Linked DNA regions of Homo sapiens: all the other regions are linked to region 1. Evidence: chromatin loops called from intact Hi-C (ENCODE). Cell type or tissue: ascending aorta. All regions are shown on one strand.

Region 1 (5,000 bases):
TCTTGTCTCCCAGTTGGACTGTGAAGCCAGCGAGAGCATGGGGGCCTGGCTGTCCTGCCCCAGCCTTCCTCGGGGTGTCCTGGCTCTGTCCCGTGAGCTGCGTGACACAGGCCCACCCACAAGTGGCGTGACGCAGGCCCAGAGCCACAGGCTGGACAGCTCCACTCCCCAGGACTCACGCCGTGGATGTCACGAAGCTTCACTTGTCTCCACAGAATAAAATCCAGCCCGAGGTCTGGTTCCTCCTGGGGTTCAAGGGACATCCAATCTCTCCCCAGCAGGGGATCAAAGGCCTTGGGTAGGGTTTTTTAACCTGTGGTGCTCTCGGCAGGATGCCCAGAGCCTCCCCCTTGGTCCTGCTGCCTCTCGGTGACTCCCGGTGGCCCCCTCCGGAGAGGCCACAGCCCTTTACCCTCCTCCTTCTCTTGGGACACCCCCTTTCCCAGGCTGAGCCCAGCCTCTCTGGGTCACCCCAGCTTTATTTCTTGTAGGGCAAGCAGATCATTTTATTTTTGACCGAAGGGCTCCTGAAAAGCCAGGATGCCATGAGCAGCCAGGACTTGGCCCTCCCCACCTTCCTAGGGGTGGCAGGGGGTTGGTGTCTCACTGATTACCCGACCTGACCCTAACCTCATGTATTGGAGTGAACAGTGAGTAGGAACTTCAGAGGCAGCTCCGAGTCCTCAGAACACCCTCAGGGAGGCTGTCCTGCCACACTGCACCTTGAGAAGTCTGGAGCCCTGAGTGGCCCGGCCTGCCTGTGTCATGCTGCTGATGGGCAGAGCCAGGGAGCAGCCCCAAACCCCAGCCCAGGCCCTCGCTGAGGAGCACCGGGCTCCCAGGGACTCATCTGAGGGCTGTCCCCAAGCAGAAGGCAGCTTGGGCACTGATAGCCTCTGACAGCCTCCCCCACCCTCCTGCACCTGTGGCTGCTGCAGGCCGCGGTGGGCCCCGCTCCTGGGGCAGCAGGAGGACCCCACCTGGTACCCGCCACATTACCCTATTGATGCCACAGGGCTTCGAATTCATGTCCCCCCGCCCCATGGCTGCAGGTTGGGGCTTCGGAGCTCAGTGGTTGCAGGCCCTGTGTGGCCACATCTACACTGAGGCTGCAGCACTGGGGCAGGGGCAGGTGCACAGACGTTTGTGGGAGGTGGGATCAGGCAATGCCACCCCGTCCATGCAGCTGGTGCATCCCCTGCAGCCCCAGCAGCTGAGGAAAATGTCGAGAAAGGACCTGGACCTCCTGGGGGACTGGCACACGCCAGCTGGAACCACTGAAGAAGCCCCATGGAAGCCGGCTGGGGAGAGGAGGTGGACCTGAGGGAGGACTCACCCCAGGAGGGAGGACTCAGCCTGAAAAGGGAGGACTCACCCAGAAGCGGGAGGGCTTACCCCAGGAGGGAAACTCACCTCAGGAGGGGAACTCACCCTAAGGAGGGGGACTCACCCAGAGGAGGGGGAACTCATCTAGAGGGGGGGGCACTCACCCAGGAGGGGAACTCACCCTGAGGAGGCAGGACTCACCTCAGGAGGGGAACTCACCCAGAGAAGGGAGGACTCACCTCAGGAGGGGAACTCACCCTGAGGAGGGGGAACTCACCCAGAGGTGAGAGGACTCACCCCAGGAGGGGAACTCCGGGTTGAGGAAGGAGGGGTCACCCTAGGAGGGGGAACTCACCCTGAGGAGGACTCACCCTGAGAAGGATGGACTTACCTCAGGAGGGAGGACGCATCCCAGGAGGGGGACTCACCCAGAGGAGGCAGGACTCACTCTAGGAGGGGAACTCACCGTGAGAAGGGAGCATTCACCCAAGGAGGGGGAACTCACCCTGAGGAGGACTCACCCTGAGGAGGGGGAACTCACTCAGAGGCAGGAGGACTAACCCCAGGAGGGAAACTCACCCTGAGGAGAGAGGACTCACCCTGAGAAGGGAGGACTTACCTCAGGAAGGAGGACTCACCCCAGGAGGGGAACTCACCCCAAGGAGGAAGGACTCACCCTGAGGAGGGAGGACTCACTCCAGGCAAGAGCTGGATGGCTGGTGACAGGCCCTGGAGCCAGCAGGGAGGGGCAGCTTTCCTGGGAGCTTGGTGACAAAACAGAGGACTATTCCCAAGAGCCCTGGAGGAGTGTGTACCTGTCTGTGTGTATGCATGTGTGGTGGAGTGTGTGCATGTGGGTGTCTGTGAACTGGTGTGTAAGAGTGTTCCCATTGCACTCATGTTCATGTGAGGACACATTGCACTTATGTGCATGTGAGCAGTAGTGTGTGCCTGTGTGCGTGTATACACGAGTGTGCGGGCACGTGTGTTACTTTGTGCCTGTGTGAGCTGCAGGGAAAGGCGCCTGTGAGTGAAGTGAAGGAGCCCTGGGGCCGAACATAGCACTGGGACTTGGTCACCCCAAGGTGGTGGCACCTCTGGGTCCCTCTCTGCGGGGAGGAAGCATGGGAACCGGGGGGTGGGAGCCGGCCCAGGAGGCCAAGATAGAGTGGCAGGGGAGGAGGGATGCCAAGATGGCCAGCCAGGGAAGAGGGGCGTGAAAGGAGGTGGGCACAGACTCGAGGCCACTGCTCGCTCCAGGGGCTCACAGGAGTTCGCGGTGGGGCCACTCAGATGTCCTTGGCCTGACCCAGGCTGAGAGGTCCGTCCCTCAGGGCCAGGGTTTCGTGACGCCGAGTTAATCCCAGGAGCCCACTCTTCCTTAGGTTTGTAAGAACAAGGAAGTGGGGCCTGGGAGGGCCAGGCAGGCTTTCTCGGCACCCCGTTCCCCATGAACCCGGAGCTCTGTCCTTTGGGGAGCAGCCCCCGCGGGACTCCCAGGAAGGCTCGGCCGGGAGAGGCGATGCTGCCCCCTGGCGGCGGGCCTGGCCCTGTCCCGCTTAGTGGAGTGACTGCCGCGTCTCTCACATTTTCTGTTGCGCAACTTTGCAGCAAGACCCCGGCGAGCTGAAATAGACGGTGCATTATATGCGAAGCCTTCCGGGCGCGAGCTGCCTGATCCCCCGGCCTCGCCTGAGGAGGCTTCTCCATGTGCAGGGGACATTGCTACATTTCATCCCCCACTCCCTCTAAGGCAGGGGCCGTCCGGACGTTTAGAGTGAGGACCCCGTTTCTCAGACTGGTCCTGGTCGCTCTGCCCGTGGATGCCAGAATCCAGATGTGAACCCCAATCTCTCCGCCTGACCCTACAGCCCAACTCTTCACATTGTATCGAGGGCGACAGAGGCTTCCAGGGGGAAAGGCCGTGTCAAACGCCCAGCACCGCAGGGTCACCCTGCCCCTAAGGCACAGTCCCTGGTGGTCCAAGGCCCTGGGGCATCCGGAGCCCGGGCAGACGTCCTCACGGGGTGGGGGTGGGGCGTGCTGAGGGCACCCAGGAAAGGGCCTGGCGTCTGGGACGTCTGGGCTGAGTCTTGGCTCTCCGCTGGGTGGCTGTGTTCCTCTGGCCGAGCGCCGTGGCCTTGCTGAGGCTCTGGGCCGGAGAGCTAAATGCCACGGCCTACCTGGCACCAAGGCTGGCTAGACGCTCCCGCGAGGGTCAGGCTCCTGCTGCAGCCAGTGCTCCCTGCTACAACAAATCCCAGGGGCACCCACTGTGTACCAGGTCGGTGGTCAACCAAATAATGGAACCCCCCACCAGTAATGGAATCCCCCACATCTTAGTGCCCAGGACCTATGAACATGTTCCCTTCCGTGGCCAAAGACATTCTACCGATGTCACGGAGCAAGGATTCTGAGGTGGAGATGATCCCAGACGGTCGTGGGTAACCTCCAGCTTCCTGTAAGAGGGAGGCAGGAGGGAGTCACAGAAAAGATGTGACAAGAAGAAGCGGGGGGGGGGGGGAGAAAGAGAGGAATAGAGGAGAGAGGGAGAGAGAGAGAAGAGAAGGGGGAGAGAGGGAGAGAGAGGGATAGAGGAGAGAGGGAGAGAGAGGGATAGAGGAGAGAGGGAGAGAGAGGGATAGAGGAGAGAGGGAGAGAGAGAAGAGAGGGGGAAGAGAGAGAGGGAGAGAGAGAGGAGAGAGGGAGAGAGAGAGGAGAGAGGGAGAGAGAGAGAGGGAGAGAGAGAAAGAGGAGAGAGGGAGAAAGAGAAAACAGAGAGAGGGAGATAGAGAAGAGAGGCAGAGAAGAGAGAGAGGGAGAGAGAGAAGAGAGGAGAGAGAGGGAGAGAGTGAGAGGAGAGAGGGAGAGGAGAGAGGGAGAGAGAGAAGAGAGGGAGAGACGGGGGAGAGAGAGAGGGAAACGGAGAGAGAGAGGAGAGAGGGAGAGAGAAGAGAAGAGAGAAGGGGAGGGGGCCAGAGAGGGAGAGAGAGAGGAGAGAGGGAGAGAGAGAGAGAGGAGAGAGGGAGAGAGAGGGAGAGGAGAGAGGGAGAGAGAGAGAAATAGAGAGGAGAAAGGGAGAGAGAGGAGGGAGAAGAGAGTGGGAGAGAGAAGAGAAGAGAGAGAAAGAGAGGAGGGGAGAGGGGGAGAGAGAGAGAAGCGGGGGAGAAGAGAAGAGAGGGAGAGAGAGAGAGGGAGGGGAGAGGGAGAGAGAGAGAAGAGAGGGAGAGAGAGAGGGAGAGGAGAAAGAGGAGAGGGAGGGAGAGAGGGAGAGGAGAGAGAGAGGAGAGAGGGAGAGGAGAGAGAGAGAAGAGAGGGAGAGAGAAAAAGAGAGAGGGAGAGAGTGAAGAGAGAGGGAGAGAGGCAGGGCGGAGCAGGGCAGGGCCAGGGCATGGCTCAGGAGAGAGAGGGAGAGGAGAGAAGGAGAGAGAGAGAGAGAGGGAGGGGAGAGAGGGAGAGATAGAAGAGAGGGAGAGAGGGAGAGGGAGAGAGAGGAAAATCTTCCCAGGAGGGGCAGTGCTGCTGACTTTGAAGATGGAGGAAGGGGCCACAAGCCAAGGAGCACAAGCTGCCTCTGGAAGCTGGAAAAGACAAGGCTTGGGTTCTCCTAGACTCTCCAGGAGAAATGTAGCCCTGCAGACACCTTGATTCTAGACTAGTGGCATTCCTTTTTT
Region 2 (5,000 bases), 87 kb before region 1:
CCAAAGGTCGCTGGGAAACTGGATATTCACATGCAAAAGAATGAAGCTGGATCCTTACCTTACGCCATATACAAAAGTGAACTCAAAATGGATTAAAGACCTAAACATAAGACCTGCAAATACAGAACTGCTAGAAGAAAACACAGGGCAGAAACTTATGACATGACTTGGCATTGTTTCTTGGATATGAGACCACAGGCACAGGCAACCAAAGCAAAATGAGACTGTATCGAGCTCAAAAACTTCTGCACAGCAAAGGAAATAAACAGAGTGAAACGGCAATTTACTGAGTAGAAGAAATATTTGTAAGGCATATATTTGATAAGGGATTAATATCTAATATATATAAAGAGCTCCTGTAACTCAACAACAACAAAATCAAATACTCTGATTTTAAAATGAGCAAGAGAATTAATAGACATTTCTCTAAAGAAAACACAAATGGTCAAGAAGCACATGGTAAGATGCTCCACATCACTAGTCATCAGGGAAATGCAAAGCCAAACCACAAGGAGATACCACCTCACACCCACTGGGATGGCCGCTATTAAAAAAAGTAATAATAACCCGAAGCATAAAATAACACGTTTGGATGAGGATGTGGACAAACTGAAACATTTGTGTACTAGAGGTGGGAATGTAAAGTAATGTCACTGCAGTGGAAACAGCATGGAAGTTCCTAAAAAAATGAAAAATTGATCCAGTAATCCCATTGCTGGGTGTCTCCCCAAAGGAATTTAAAGCAGGATCCCAAAGAGGCATCTGCACACCTAGGTTCGTTGCAGCGTTATTGGAAATAGCCAGGCAAGGGGTGGAAACAACCTAACTAGTCATCAGCTGATCAATAGAGAAGTAAAATGTGGTCTACCATACAATGAGATATTGTTAAGCCTTAAAAAGAAAGGAGGTGGCCGGGCGCGGTGGCTCACGCCTGTAATCCCAGCACTTTGGGAGGCCAAGATGGGCCGGCGGATCACGAGGTCAGGAGATCGAGACCATCCTGGCTAACATGGTGAAACCCCGTCTCTAATAAAAATACTAAAAATTAGCCAGTTGTGGTGGCAGGCACTTGTAGTCCCAGCTACTCGGGAGGCTGAGGCAGGAGAATGGCGTGAACCCGGGAGGCGGAGCTTGCCGTGAGCTGAGATCGCGCCACTGCACTCCAGCCTGGGTGACTAAGCGAGACTCTGTCTCAAGAAAAAAAAAAAAAAAAAAGAAAGAAAGGAGGTTCTGCAATATGCTACCAGTTGAATGAACTTTGAGGATATTATGCGAAGTGAAGTAAGTCAGATACAGAAAGACAGTTACTGTTGGATTCCACTCATATGGGGTATCTAAAACAACCAAACTCTCAGAAACAGAAAGTAAAATGATGGTTGCCAGGGGCTCAGGGAGGGGGAAGTTGCTGTTCAATGGGTACAGAGTTTCAGTATGCACAGCATCATGTGCATACAGTTAATGCACAGCAATGTGCATACAGTTAATACTATTGTACTGTACATTTAAAATGATTAAAATGGGCCGGGTGTGATGGCTCACCCCCGTCATCCCAGCACTTTGGGAGGCCGAGGCGGGCGGATCACCTGAAGTCAGGAGTTCGAGACCAGCCTGGCCAACGTGGCGAAACCCCTTCCCTACTAAAAATAGAAAAATTAGCCAGACTTGGTGGTAGGCACTTGTGATCCCAGCTACTTGGGAGGTCGAGGCAGGAGAATTACTTGAACCAGAGAGGTGAAGGTTGCAGTGAGCCAAGATCGCAACACTGCACTCCAGTCTGGGTCACAGAGTGAGACTCCATCTCAAAAAAAAAAAAAAAAAAAAAAAAGAAAGAAGAAAGAAAGAAAGAAGAAAGAAAAGAAAGAAGAAAGAAAGAAAGAGAAAGAAAGAAGGAAAGAAAGAAAGTAAGTAAGAAAGAAAGAAAGAAAAGAAAGAAAGAAAGGAAGAAAGAAAGAGTGAAATACAGGCTGTTTGAGAGATCAGCATTTGTAGGCCAGGGTCTGTGTGTGGGGTTCAGGGCAGAGAGCAGAGGTAGGGGAGGTGGGTGGGCAAGCATCATGTCAGCCTGGGCGCGCCCACCCCAGGCAGTCCCTGGACTTGCAAATTTGCTTACAGGGCTGGGGTCAAGTTCAGATAAGGAAGAGCTGTAGGCAGGAAGAAGCCATGAGGGATAAAATGTCATGATGGGAGGGGGAAAACCAGGTTGACAATGGGAACACACGCTTGGGTGGAAGAAAGTTTTAGCATCAAATTGGATGTGAAAGTCCTGGACTAGTTCCTGCTCACTGGACAACATGCCCAGTGGGGAAATTGGCTTGCAGGTGGAGATGGGCATCCTCACTCCTGAGATGGCACATAAGACAGCTGGGTAGGTGTGTTTAGGGACCGGAGCGTGTCTCCACGTAGGTAAGAGCTGAAGATGTCTCTTCCCACAAACGTGGTCATTGGTTGCCTAGCTGGTTACACCTGCCACCCCAGAGTTTGCAAAGCTTGTATGTGTTGGTGTTTATTTCCCCAGACTGGTGCAAAGTGTTTTACAGACTGAAAAGTGGAAATGGATTTATCACTTGGTCCACAACTGTTCTATTGCTGTCAGTTAAAAGAGGAAGAGTCTTCACGTAATTACTACTAAAAATGATCAGAATCCATCCCCAGACAGGACAGACGTCTGCTCTTAACAAGGAGTCAAAAGCCACAGCTTTGGTGGTCGAGATGGAGAGACACTTTAAAGGCTGGACTGTCCCTTCTCGGTCAGTCCCAGGAATTTTTCCATTTTGAATTCTTTGGAGCTGGTAAACTCATTGGATTGGTCAACTCACTTGTGAATCGTGCACAGGAAATAAAATGAGGGGGAGAAAGACATGGCTTTATTTATAGAAACCTCATTTTGCTATTCATCGAATAAATAAACACAACCCACCTCACACTAAAAATATGCCTCTGAAGATCAACAATGAGGCCATGTTTGGCTGACTCCACAGAGGAGCGGAGATTGCAAACCCTAGGAATTTCTCACAGATGTGTCCTAGAATAATTCAGGACAGTGTGCCAACAAGAACGTTTTATTTCCATTGACATTTTAAGCAACATGCCATCTCCTCCCTGGTTCTGAAGCTGGCAGAGAAAAGCCTTATGCTCTGATATATCAGTTTGGGCTGTGTGACTTCTGCCATGTTACTTCACCTCTCTGAACCCCAGCTTCTTCACTTGTAAAATAATGAAAATGATATCAATCTGTGAGGGGATTTGGGTGGAGTAAATGAGAACATAAACACATAATAAAGTTCTAAAGACTAAAGAGATGTTCAGTAGCCAGTGGTGACATTTGTAATGCACCCATGATAAGAATGTTTCTGTCACCAATTTTTTTTTTTTTTTTGAGTTGGAATCTCGCTCTGTCACCCAGGCTGGAGTGCAGTGGCACGATCTCGGCTCACTGCAGCCTGCGCCTCCCAGGTTCTAGCAATTCTCCTGCCTCAGCCTCCTGAGTAGCTGGGATTTCAAGCACCTGCAACCACACCTGGCTAATTTTTGTAGTTTTAGTAGAGACGGGGTTTTGCAATGTTGGCCAGGCTGGTCTCGAACTCCTGACCTCAGGTGATCCACCCACCTGGGACTCCCAAAGTGTTGGGATTACAGGTGTGAGCCACAGCGCCCGGCCTCTGTCACCAATTCTAATTCCCCAAGTCAAGGACTGTTCAAAGGTGCGCTAGTGTAAATCAACCTCACTTGTGCCCACTGTGTTAAATCTCTCCCAGTAGCACTGAAAGCTTATTTGCCAAGTCTAGAAGAAAGCAGGGCAGCCACACAAAAGATATCTCCATTGCTCCACGATATTTTTTGAGGGCAGTGTGATGGAGAAGCCTGTGGCTGCAAGCTCTGAGAGCCAGGAGATGCTGCGTAACGTCGCGACACGCTTTATTCTCATAGCCCCCATCTGACAGTGGCCTGGAACCCTGTGTTCCCACTGTGTGGATTTGAGCACTGGCTCCACCACATCACAACCATGTGAGAGGTTGCCTCACCTTAAATTGGGGAAGGAGCAGTACCTCCCTCGAAGGGCACAATGACTAGTCATGAGATGGTCCCTGTAAAAGTGCACATATAAGCATCCGGCGTGTGGTCACACACAGCAAATATTAGCCATTGTAATTTCTAATAGCTGTATCTTTTTGTAACCTGTTCTTTTTGCACACACTCTCTCTCATGTAACTGTGTTCTGGACTACATCTCACTACTCTAAAGCTCACGTCTAGCACAGACCAGATGCTTGAAAAACATCCAGCCAACAAGATGGGAACACAGCGCTGCCCTTGTGAAGACAAAGTCAGGTGGGGTGCAGGGTGGTGAGACCACTGTGTGAGGACCTGGGGCTTTGGGGGCCGCTGAAGGAGCCCCTGGTGGGCTCCTGGGGACTGGGAAGAGGTTATGAGGGAGGTCCAAAGGGTCGGAGCAGGAGGAAAAGTGCCTCAGGCTGAAGGAGGAGCTCGTGGGTGGTCTGGACGGGACAGTGTGCCTGGATTCTTCCAGAAGTGGGGAGAGGCTGTATGGTTGGCACGTGGAGGCTGGGAGAACATGGCAGGAGCTGAGGGCCAGGATATAGCAGCCTCACACTATTCCCTGTGGGGTGTCCACAGGTAGCCATCCAGTCCCTACTTAGGGTCATTTCTTTTTCACTGTTCTATGTGAAACAGTCTTTATCCACCTGCTCAATCAATTCTGTAGGATATGTTTCTAGGATTGGAGTGATTTGATCAAGTGGTAAACATCTGTTTTATTTACTCCATCCTCTCCATCAATACAATTACCTATCCATCCACCCATTCCATTCATCTACCCATTTATCCATCCATCCATCCATCCATCCATCCATCCATCCATCCATCCATCCATCCACCCATCCATCCACCAACAATTTATTAAGCCCCAGCTCTGTGCTAAGCACTGGACATAAAGGGTGATATGCCCTCCCAGCACAGAGTAAGCTTCCTGCAGCCTGAAGA
Region 3 (5,000 bases), 67 kb before region 1:
TACAGTGAGTGGGGATTGTACATGATGATGCAGGTACCAGGGCTTCCATGGGTGACTGGCACGCAGTCACCTGCTCAACCAACATTAGCTAACATCACCTTCCTTCCCTCCCTCCCTCCGTCCCTCCCTACCTCCCTCCCTACTTCCCTCCTTCCCTGTCTATTTCCTTCCTTCCTTCCTTCTTTCCTTCCTTCCTCATTCCTTCCTTCCTCATTCCCTCCCTCCTTCACTTGGTGCCCAGGATACTATTAGTGCAGAGAGGCATGTGGGTTGATTTCCAAGAGAAGGGGATATACCAGCTGAGTTTTGAGGGTTGTGCAGGAGTGAGTTGGGCAGACATGTCCCAGTGGAGGGATGCCGCAGACCTCACCCTAACTCCACCTGCCCTTGTGGGAGGTTCAGACCACAAGCGTATAAATAAGTAGCTTATTAAAGAATAACTAAGGAGCTGCTAAGTAGGCAGAATGGGAGGGGGCATCTGTACCAATCAATTGCTCCCTGGGAGAGTGGGCTTGTGGTTTTGCAGGGGAGCGAGAATGAGCAGGTTATAGGATCAGTCACAGAGCACTCGGTGTGACTTCACACCTGGGTCATATGGATGAAGCTTGCAGTGATGACATTGATGACAATGATGATAATCCTCACTCATGCACAGAACAGAGCCAGGCACTTTGGAAAGGCTATGAACTCAAGTCCTTTTCACAGCCACCCTCCGGACTTTACAGATAAGGCATAGAGTGGTTAAGTAAGTTGGCCGAGGGCACAGGGCTGCAGGCGGCAAAGCTGGGATTGAGACCTGGGAGGCTGGCTCTAGAATTGGGGCTCTCTGTACTTCACAAGATAAGTGCTTCCTCTCTCTGGGTCTGGGTGCCGGTGGCAGGAAAAAGTGGGAACCCAGACCTCTTTCTGTTCTCCAACTCTGTGGCTTTTTAAATTTCCTATTTACGGGCGAAGCCACTGACGGCCTCCAGGTGTAAATGACATGGACAGAGCGAAAGTGGCGTGGTGCTGTGAGGCTTCCCATGGAATTTCTTCATGCCTACTGCGGTGGAATGGTGCATCTGGCAGCAAACCCAAGAACCGAGGCTGGGACACCCGTCCTGGGGTCTTACTCCTGACACGGCTGCTACCCACAGCAGGGGGCACGATTCCACCCCACACACAGCCGAGGTGCAGCGGGGTGGACAGGAAAGGCCTGCTCTCCGGGAGTGGAGGCTGTGGCCGTCATCCATCCATGATTACAGCTCAGATCTGATGAGCTGAATCCTCCAGTAAGGAACACTCCAGGTCCTCACATCTGAGACATGACCCATGCCCAAATGTAAAGCCTATAAAGACCAAAGCACAGGCCTCCAGAGTACACCCTCATGCACAGGGAACGGTTTCCTCAAGATGTCCTAGAAGCATTGCTGGGTGATTCTGCCTGGGGTGGGGAAAGGGAGAGGCAGTGGCCTCACAGCAACTGGACTCAGACACCCTGGGTTCTAGTCTTTTTTTTTTTTTTTTTTTTTTTTTTTTTTTTGAGACATGGTCTTGCTCTGTTACCCAGGCTGGAGTGCAGTGGCAAGATCTAGGCACACTGCGGGCTCAAGCGATCCTCCTGCCTCAGCCCCTCAGGTAGCCCCGGGACAACAGGCCTCCGTTCTAATCTTGGTGCCATCAGTTACTGGCTGTGTGGCCTCAGTTTCTTTGTCTGCACAATGGGGAGGATTATACACCCCTTTACAGGGTAGCACTGAGGATAAATGTGTGAAGCATTTGAATCAGTGCCTGAAGCTTGGTGGGCTGGTCATACACAGTGAGCTGGGGCTGTGTTTCCAGTGGATCACAGAACGGATCATTTCTACACGTGAGCTTGAGGAAGCCGCTCAGGAAGGCAGGACAGCCTGGCCGCACAAGAGTAGGCCCTGGTGGCCCACTTCAGCGCCCAGGTTTTTTGCCTGCTCTGGCTGGAGGGGCCCCTTTCTCTTTCTTCTGGGCCTTTAATTTGATGAGTATACAGTGTCACTTCTAGAAAGAAGCCAGACCCGGCTGTTTGAAAGGCACGCATCAGAATAAGTTTCTCCATGGGAATTCGAAAAGAAGAAAAGTCGGGGGAGGGAGGGGGGAAGAATAAAAGGAGGGCTTCCCATGCTATAGTTAGCAGTCCCGGGTTGGCGGTGGCATCCTGATTGCAGGGCACTGCCTCCTAACCAGGGCTTCAGAAGGGCAGAGCTCAGCGTGTAATTAAATAAAACCCACTGCACACTGCGGCCCCCTTGTCACTATCCCACTCTTAGGTTTATTTAATAACCTCTGAACTGGGAGGGGAGAATCATCCAGGAAACAGGGCTTGGGTCATTTATTTTAAAATTATTGGTACAAAAATATCCTGGGTGGTGATTTATGTGCAGCCAGGGGGGAGGAAGTCAGGGACTCCCCCTCCGGCCTAGCGTCCAGGCCTCATTTGTCTCCGGCTCTCTAAGTTCCTCTCAGTTTCCATTATGATTTCGAGTCATAGTAGTGACTTTATATCACAAATAAATCTCCAGAATAGCACGGAAATATTATGTGTATTAATAGCGCCTGTAAAAACATCCGAAAACCTCGTATCCGCTGCAAGACGCTCCCCCGGGATTGGGAACAGCCTGGGCCGGCCTAGCAGATGTCTCCCCAGGGGCCGCGCAGGGGCCCCTGCCCGGCGGCGCCCCCAGCCCCAGCCCAGCCCCGGGGCTCTGTCTGTCGTCTGTTTGTCTGTCAGTGCCCCAGCGACCTGTGACCGACACAGTCCCTCCCCTCTCGCCTTCACCGGGAGCAGCGCGGAGGGGGGAGGACTGTCCCCGCCACCAGAGGTGGGGGTCCCTGCCTCCTGCTCCTCGTGCGCCCCTGAGTCCTCCGCAAGCCACTGCCCCTGGGGCGTCCCAGATCCACTGCGGCCGCGCTCGCGGTCCCTCACCCCCCGTGCCGCCCTGGATACTCACCGACTGTGGGGACTTCCCTGGGGGGCAGCCCCTCCAGGCCGATGTCGCCCTCCTGCATGGCGCGTTCGCTGCGCGACTCCGGTGCACCCGGGACCTAGCGAGTCCAGACTAGGGAGCGACGAAGTCACCCCTGGAGGTCTGCGGCGGCTCTGGGGGCCAAGGTCCGAGCCTAGCTCGGGAGGGGACTGTCCCCTCTCTCCTCCCCAGAGGCAGGAGCGAAGCCGCGCGTGCTGTAGCCAAACTTGGCTGCCCTCGCTCACGGCCGCGCCGCTCCTCCCCCTCGGCTTTTTGGTCTGGGGGTCCCGGGCAGACCTCCCCACCCCCCGGGGGTTACCTGCGGACACCGCCCTCGCCCCGCCCCGCGCTCCCCGGACTCCCAGCGAGCGGCGCGGGACGCTGCAGAGGAGCAGCGGCTGGTCCCCAGGTCCCGGCCCGCCCCCGGCCTCCCGCTGCGCGGGGCGCGTCTCCACCGCTCCCAGACCGTCTTATCAGTTGGGGCGGGCAGTGGGGCCCCGAGCGGCCCTGCGAGGTGCACCCCCAGCCAGGGCCCCAGGGAAGGGGTGTTGACTACAGGAGGGGGCCTTGAGCCAGCCCCCGAGAGACGGGCGCAGCCCTGGGCGCGGGGCGGTTCCGTGAGTGGCCCTGGTTCCCGCATCAGAAGAGCGCCCTGGCCCCCTCCCCCAGGCGGCAGGACCCCGACGAATCACTGTCAATTTGTCACACGAGGAGGCTGAAGCCCAGGGATGGAAAGGAGAGCTGGAGGTTACAGGTCACTGGGGTCCTGAACTTGAATCCAGAAATTCGCCTCTGCCCACCCCCCTCCCCTCCCCGGGTTCCCTCCCGCAAGCCACAGCCTGTGCAGAATGTAGAAATCTGGATAAAGTGAGAAGGGTTTCAAAGTGGGGGAATGTCCTGTTATGTGAAGATTCCAGTTAACTGCGGCTAAGAGGACTGGACCCGGGGGTGCATCCAGGGACGAGGCAGGGACTCTGATGCACAGCCTGTCCCCGACCCTTCCTCTTCCCCGCCTCATGGGCTCAGGGCAGGAAGCCGGGATTGCCCCTCTCCAGCCCTGTGGGGTTTAGAAACCAAGGTCTGGACAATTCAGCATCCTCAGAGACAGCAGCAATGTGGGCCCTACGGAGGGCGGGCGTGGGGAACTGCAGTGCCGGCGCCTCCTTGTGTACCCACAAACCTCACACCCCTGACATCTCCAGATAAATACCATAAATTCTCAGGCAGAACTACCATAAACAGAATGCTAAGTGGCTCCGTGACCACAGGAGAGGCCGTGGGGGACAGGGCAGCCGCCTCATCTTTTGAAAGGTCATCTGACAACTTCTGCACCCCAAGGGAGGAGCTGGTTTGGTGCTGAGGACCAGCCCATGCCAGGGACCCTTGGATCACTTGCCAAGGTAACACTTCACCTAGTGCCCAGCTTTGGCTGGGCCCTGAGGGAGACAGACCCGGCTACCCCTGGAGGACAGACCACATCCCCGCGGAAGGCATCTGGATGGAGGAGGAGCTGTCCTCCTCCCCACCAGGCCTGCTGGGATTGGTACCTGAGGACACTGCCCCAGGAGGAAAGCGCTTGCTCTTGAAGCGGCAAACCCACAAAGACATGTTTCCTGCCGGGTCTCCTTCCCCGCCCCCACCTCAGCGCTGTACTGTAAAAGGAGACGAGAGGCAAGATTCCTTCCTCGCATTGAGTCTGAAAGAAAGGTGACCTGCCATTTTCCTTAGCAATGATCTCGTTTCAGTCCGGACTCAGAAATGATCTCGTTTCAGTCCGGACTCAAAATCCCACACAGGCACTCAAGTGGGATTTTATTCTCCGTGGGCGGCAGGCTCACCCTCAGGAGAGCATGCCAAGAAGCCCCGGGACGTGTGCCCCAGGAGGGCAAAAGAGGATGGATGGAAATCAGAGCCTTCCTGGACCCTTGCAGGGGCTACATTCATTTCACAGAACTTTTCCATCTGACCATTGTGCAGAAGTCGAGATAAAAACTCATTTTTCTTGGAAGGGTCTGATAGCCAATG

What was found. A loop is a pair of places that touch in the nucleus more often than their neighbours do. Peaks named below come from ENCODE experiments on the same cell type or tissue, not always from the same donor. Only the 100,000 strongest peaks of a DNase experiment are listed, where the experiment ranks them.
Region 2: it touches region 1 in a loop (3-fold over the local background); 4 of 110 quality-filtered maps call a loop at or near these places.
Region 3: a loop joins it to region 1, with 3 times the contacts of the local background. A loop is called at or near these places in 3 of 110 quality-filtered maps.

The regions. Positions count from the first base shown.
Region 1 is chr11:69,916,870-69,921,869 of GRCh38, reverse strand. No RefSeq gene overlaps it. Among named protein-coding and RNA genes, the nearest start is that of FGF3, 100 kb to the right of the region's middle. In ascending aorta, a CTCF peak has its summit at 2,854 (motif pointing left); DNase peaks (open chromatin) are centred at 2,079, 2,329, 2,879, 3,479 and 2 weaker places; H3K4me3 peaks cover 1,207 bases; H3K27ac peaks cover 4,358 bases.
Region 2 is chr11:70,003,489-70,008,488 of GRCh38, reverse strand. It overlaps a transcript of ANO1 not described here. Among named protein-coding and RNA genes, the nearest start is that of LINC02753, 59 kb to the left of the region's middle. In ascending aorta, no CTCF peak of the experiment used is centred here; a DNase peak (open chromatin) is centred at 2,988; H3K27ac peaks cover 2,814 bases.
Region 3 is chr11:69,984,127-69,989,126 of GRCh38, reverse strand. It overlaps a transcript of ANO1 not described here. Among named protein-coding and RNA genes, the nearest start is that of LINC02753, 79 kb to the left of the region's middle. RefSeq lists an enhancer at 2,227-3,044. In ascending aorta, no CTCF peak of the experiment used is centred here; a DNase peak (open chromatin) is centred at 2,907; H3K4me3 peaks cover 4,398 bases; H3K27ac peaks cover 5,000 bases.